Regions from separate parts of the Homo sapiens genome. Here region 2 is linked to region 1. Evidence: chromatin contacts called from ENCODE Hi-C or POLR2A ChIA-PET data. All regions are on one chromosome and are shown on one strand. Each heading gives the region's core, a stretch centred on a gene start or an enhancer-like site at or near the end of the contact. The rest is flanking DNA. Distances are from core to core; before and after follow the strand shown.

What was found. A loop is a pair of places that touch in the nucleus more often than their neighbours do. ChIA-PET counts read pairs that join two places held with the same protein, here RNA polymerase II (POLR2A). Pooled maps may share reads with other maps.
Region 2: a loop to region 1 is called in a pooled map, with 2.6 times the contacts of the local background. The contact joins two enhancer-like sites. A Hi-C loop is called at or near these places in 1 of 168 maps with a recorded cell type or tissue (PC-9), 1 of 37 single-sample maps with no recorded cell type and 1 of 50 pooled maps. POLR2A ChIA-PET finds 5 or more read pairs at or near these places in 1 of 52 experiments (A673).

What each region holds. Positions count from the first base shown.
Region 1 is chr10:21,076,382-21,079,388 of GRCh38, reverse strand. It overlaps a transcript of NEBL not described here. Among named protein-coding and RNA genes, the nearest start is that of NEBL-AS1, 96 kb to the left of the region's middle. Within about 2 kb of position 1,491, at least 2 of the 41 ENCODE cell types and tissues checked have a DNase peak (open chromatin) inside an H3K27ac peak, as active enhancers do.
Region 2 is chr10:21,333,897-21,336,596 of GRCh38, reverse strand. No RefSeq gene overlaps it. Among named protein-coding and RNA genes, the nearest start is that of LINC02643, 38 kb to the left of the region's middle. Within about 2 kb of position 1,411, at least 15 of the 41 ENCODE cell types and tissues checked have a DNase peak (open chromatin) inside an H3K27ac peak, as active enhancers do.

The sequences.
Region 1 (3,007 bases), core at 242-2,741:
AGATGAAAGCACCTGCCAAATAAATCACAGAAATGAGAGCCTACCAAAGATTTGTGCTCCCTGCATTTTATCTTGTATTTTTTTAAAATCTCAAGATGGTGGTACTACTGCCTCTTCACCTCCTCATTTTCTTTCTTTTTCTGGTCTTGCCCTGTTATCCCCTCCACCAGGATGCACCCAGGACACTTTCCCAGATTTGCCATGTCCCATGGGAGGCTCTGGCTATAGTTAATAGAGAAGGTTTCCGAGAGAGAGAGGCTGAGACAGACACCTGGAAGGAAAGGTTGGATATCTCCTTTGGAGGAAAAGCTAGGGAAAGTCCTAAGAGGAGGGCATTTGCTGTGCCATTTGTCATTTAGATCTGGAGGTGGTAGAAATACAGACATTCTGATGTTTCTATAAAGGCTGTCAGGGCTTAATGAAGTTCTTCATGGGGCAGGAGCCGCACGTGCTTATTAAGGTTGGATCAGTGGATACACTCATCCCCTGGATCTGGGAGCAAACTGGAATCAACAGTGCCACCAAGTGGCAGCCAGCTAATAAGCAAGTTGAAACACTAAGACTGCAACTTCTAGTGCTTTGCCCAAATATCTCTGTCTCTTACTCTTTTTCTTTCTAAAAATAAGATCAAGTATATTTTCCTAGGGTGGATATAGAGAGAATGATCTTGTAGACATACCTTCTTCTGGCATGTTGTAGAGCTTGGATACATGATTTTTCTTTATTAAACAATCAAAACCTTTAAAGTCCCACTCAAATGAGCAGGTCATAGGAGTAGATACCTCTGCATACGTGTATACAGGTCATTTATAAAAACTGAGGGATGGGGGCTGTGTGTGTTGGGATTCAAGAAGATTTCCAAAGTGTATTAACCAGGAGTGAAACTCAGGATGACAAATACTGTACACGATGGCAAACAGCATAGACAACATACACGACTCTATTTAGGAGAGGAAACCATTTATATTATTACAGTCTGTAACCTTTTTGTTTTTTATTTAGAGTATTTCTTTTTCTGATCATAAAAGTGTTCGTTGTAATAATTTGAAAGGCTTATTACTTTAAAAAGAATACATTCTACTGGCTGTTAAACACCTTGTAAATAACACAAAATACCAAGATTTTTAGGATACAGAAAAATCCATTTCATTCTGGTCCATTTGTTTGTCATTAGAAAGAGTCTATTTTGTACTCATGCTGCTGTGTTCATTTTAGGACTAATTTGAGGTAAGCTTCCAGCTTTGATTGTTGCTTTCCCCATTATTTTTATTTTCGATCCCCCATAGAATGCATTTCCATCTTCCAATCTCCTCCTCCCGTCCATTCTGCACACAACCCAGCTTTCAGAATAATCTGGTATTGAGAGTCAATCCGTGCTCTGGAAGGTGTCTCAGTGTCCCTGTGACAGCCAGCTCTGCAGTATCCATCGGACTTGATATGGTGGCTCTTGTAGTGTTGCTTTTCTAAGAGCTAAAGTACTTTCTCGTGGTCATGAATAGTGTGGGAAGCCCATAGCTCGGGCTGTTGAAAGGTCTATCAGTTCTGCTGTGCCTGACAATGTTGACCCCAGGGTAGAGAGATTTCCTCCCACTTCCTAGGTGTGTGGGAGGTAGGGGCAAGTGCTAGGGGATTTATGAATGAGATGGAAGGGAGGACAGAAAATGAAGAAGGGAAAAAGATATCAGGAACCAACAGACCATCAGCTGAATTCTAACTACAAAAATGACAAATAACAAAAGCAATTTATTTATTTATTTATTTATTTTTATTTTTATTTTTTTTGAGATGAAGTCTTGCTCTGTCGCCCAGGCTGGAGTGCAGTGGTGCCATCTCGGCTCACTGCAAGCTCCACCTCCCAGGTTCACGCCATTCTCCTGCCTCAGCCTCCCGAGTAGCTGGGACTACAGGCACCTGCCACCATGCCTGGCTAATTTTTTGTACTTTTAGTAGAGATGGGGTTTCACCATGTTGTTAGCCAGGATGGTCTCTATCTCCTGACCTTGTGACCCACCCGCTTCAGCCTTCCAAAGTGCTGGGATTACAGGCGTGAGCCACTGCGCCCGGCCAGCAAAAGCAATTTAAAATGTACCTTGCTCCATAATAAATATAAGGGAGTGAGGAACAAAGCTTTTCTTCCCCCAATTCCTTTGATTTTTTATTTTTTTTGAAGAAAAGTAGATTAAGCATGAGTTTTAAGTACTGTTCAGAATAAAAACCAAGATAGACCCCAATAACTTACCTTAATTTTGAGTATAATATTATATTGTAGGTCATTTCTGGACTTGGGTGGCTATTTTTAAACATATTTTTAAATTGTGGTAAGATATACGTAACATAAAGGTTACCATTTTAACAATTTTTAAGTGGACAGTTCAGTGGCAGTATGTATATTCACATTTTTGTGCAAATGTATGTTTCTAGAACTTTTTCGTCTTCCCCAACTGAAACTCCACATCCATGAAACACTAACCCCCCATTTCCCCCTCCGTCATCTTACTTTCTGTCTCTGGCCATTTGTCTATCTTCTTTGGAGAAATATCCATTCAAGTCCTTTGCCTAGTTTCTGTCTCTATGAATTTGACTACTCTAGGGCCAAATATAAGTGGGCTCATATAAGTATTTGTCCTTTTGTGACTGGCTGATTTCAATTATAATGTCCTCAAGTTTCATCCATGTTGTAGTATGCATCAGAATTTCTTTCCTTTTTAAGGTTGAATAGTAGCTGATCATATGTGTATATCACATTCTGTTTTCTGATTCATTCATTGATGGACACGTGGGTTGCTTCTGCCTTTTATCTGTTGTGGTCAACGCTGCTATGACCATGGATGTATAAATATTTGCTTGAGTTCCCACTTTAGTTTTTTTTTGGTTATATGCCCACAAGTAGAATTGTTGGGTTGTGTGGTAATTCTTTTTTTTTTTTTTTTTTTTTTTTTTTTTTGAAACTGAGTCTCTCTCTGTTGCCCAGACTGGAGTGCAGTGGCACGATCTCGGCTCACTGCAA
Region 2 (2,700 bases), core at 162-2,661, 260 kb before region 1:
TCCACCAGCCCTAGGGGGCACAGGAGACCAGGGACACACGAAACAGAACAGCTGCCTGACCTCTGCCCTGGGTCACACTGGCATGGGCTCCATCTGTTCCTGAATGAGGAGAGAGGCTGAAGTGAGAGCCTGACATTTGTCCTTCTCTCATCTTTCTGTCTAGCCTGTCCCTTAATCGGGCTCTGATAAGAGGCGACAGGAGACTCATATAAGCACCAGCTTTGGGTCCTTGATGATAGGTTATTGTAAATGACATGGAGGCCCTTTACAAAGAATGGATAAATTGCTCCCAACAGAGGCAGGAGGAATGCTTGAAGCCAGGAGTCTGAGACCCCATCTCTACCAAAAATGTAATCATTAGCCAGGTGCTGTGGCAAGCACCTGTAGTCCCAGCTACTTGGGAGGTCGAGGTGGGAGAATCACGTGAGCCTGGGAAGTTGAGGCTGCAGTGAGCTGAGAACACGCCACTGCACTCCAGCCTGGTGGACAGAGTGAGACTTTGTATTAAAAAAAAAAAAAAAGAAAAAATCAGCCAGGTGCAGTGGCTCACACCTGTAATCCCAGCACTTTGGGAGGATGAGGCAGGTGTATCTCTTGAGGTCAGGAGTTTGAGACCAGCCTGGCCAAAATGGTGAAACCTCATCTCTACTAAAAAAAAAATACAAAAATTTGCTGGGCATGCTGGCGGGCAGCTGTAATCCCAGCTACTTGGGAAGCTGAGGCAGGAGAATTGCTTGAACCCTGGAGTCGGAGGCTGCAGTGAGATGAGATCGCACCATTGCAATCAAGGCTGGGCAACAAGAGCGAGACTCCATCTCAAAAAAAAAAAAAAAGAAAAGTCACAACTTCTTGGTGAGGAGGTTCCAACAGGAGGGTCTTCACTGGGTGTTGTCAGGCAGTCTATGAATTTATAATATCGTCTCCTTGGAGAATTTTTTTTTTTTTTTTTTTTTTTTTTTTTTTAGCGTCGAGAGTGTGGTCCTTAGCCTCAGAGGCACAAAATCCTCATTTATCAACCCATGGATTGTGGAGAGTGGAGTGTTTCTCATGGCTGGAGTAATATGAAGCAAACTCAGGGAATGATGGATAAACCAAAGTTCCTGCCAATTTCTCATGACTAAAAGGGCTGAGGGGGACCGAATACTGGCAACTTTTGACCAACAGCAAAGGCAGGCTACATGGGAAGTCAAATTCTACAAGAAGAAGCTGCTTAGGGACCTCAGAAATCAGAACTAGGGGAGCTGGTTTTCTAATACAAATGTTAATGATGCCAGAGTAAGATGATCTGCTATGTCCACCTGCACAGCGGAAGATCCCTGTCATCTTGCCTAGGCAGAGTGAGTTGTTGTTAGATTAGATCAGGACCCGCCCTCCCTTGGCCTGGGCTGAGGGGCCACTGCCAACATTTGCCTCTGACATTCTACTTTTTAAAAAAAGTTTCTATGACTCACCACAGGCTTACGAATGCAGACGGTCTGGTTAATTCAAGCTTGGAGTTCTGGAAATCATCGCATCATTTTAGGGCAGTGTTTCTCAAAGGGTGAGCTTTTGAACACATGCAGCAGAATCACACACATGCTTGAGTATGTGTGTTGGTTAAAAATGCAGGCCGGGTGCAGTGGCTCACGCCTGTAATCCCAGCATTTTGGGAAGCCGAAGCGGGTGGATCACCTGAGGTTGGGAGTTCGAGACCAGCCTGACCAACATGGAGAAACCCCGACTCTACTAAAAATACAAAATTAGCCAGGCGTGGCGGCGCATGCTTGTAATCCCAGCTACTCGGGAGCCTGAGGCAGGAGAATCGCTTCAACCTGGGAGGTGGAGGTTGTGGTGAGCCAAGATCACGCCACTGCACTCCAGCCTGGGCAACAAGAGCAAAACTTTGTCTAAAAAAAAAAAAAAAAAGGCAGATTCCTAGATCTCATTTCTGTTGATCTGAATGAGTGTCTCTGGGGCTGGGGGCTGGGAATCCCAATGTGAATTTTAAGCCAACATGCCAGTTGAATTTAATGTACAAAAAATTTGAGAATCATTGTTTTGGGGCGACCTTGTGTATCTCTGTAATCCATTATGAGTTGATTTTGGAGTGGACCATCTTATATCCAAGGCTTATGAAAATCTATTTAATATTGGTGACACTTTGGCTATCTTCGTTATGTTGTTGGTTACAAAATGCAATTGGATGTTGTTTTTATTTTTTTTTTTATTTTTTGAGTCTGAGTCTTGCTCTGTCACCCAGGCTGGAGCACAGCGGCGCCATCTTGGCTTACTGCAACCTCTGCCTCCCAGGTTCAAGCAATTCTCCTGCCTCAGCCTCCTGAGTAGCTAGGACTACAGGCTTGTGCCACCACACCCAGCTAATTTTTTTGTATTTTTGTATTTAGAGGCAGGGTTTTACCATGTTGGCCAGGCTGGTCTCAAACTACGGGCCTTAAGTGATCCACCCGCCTTAGCCTCCCAAAGTGCTGGGATTACAGGCGTGAGCCACCGTGCCTGGCCAGATATTGTTTTTAAAACAGATTCTTGAATTGGGGTAATTCTATGTAATGAATATAGTCATGATTCTGGTATGTAGTTCTGGTATGTAGAAAAGGCAAAATCCCAGCCTGGCCAACATGGTGAAACCCTATCTGTACTAAAAATACAAAAATTAGCAGGGTGTGGTGGCGTGCGCCTGTAGTCCCAGCTACTCAAGAGGCT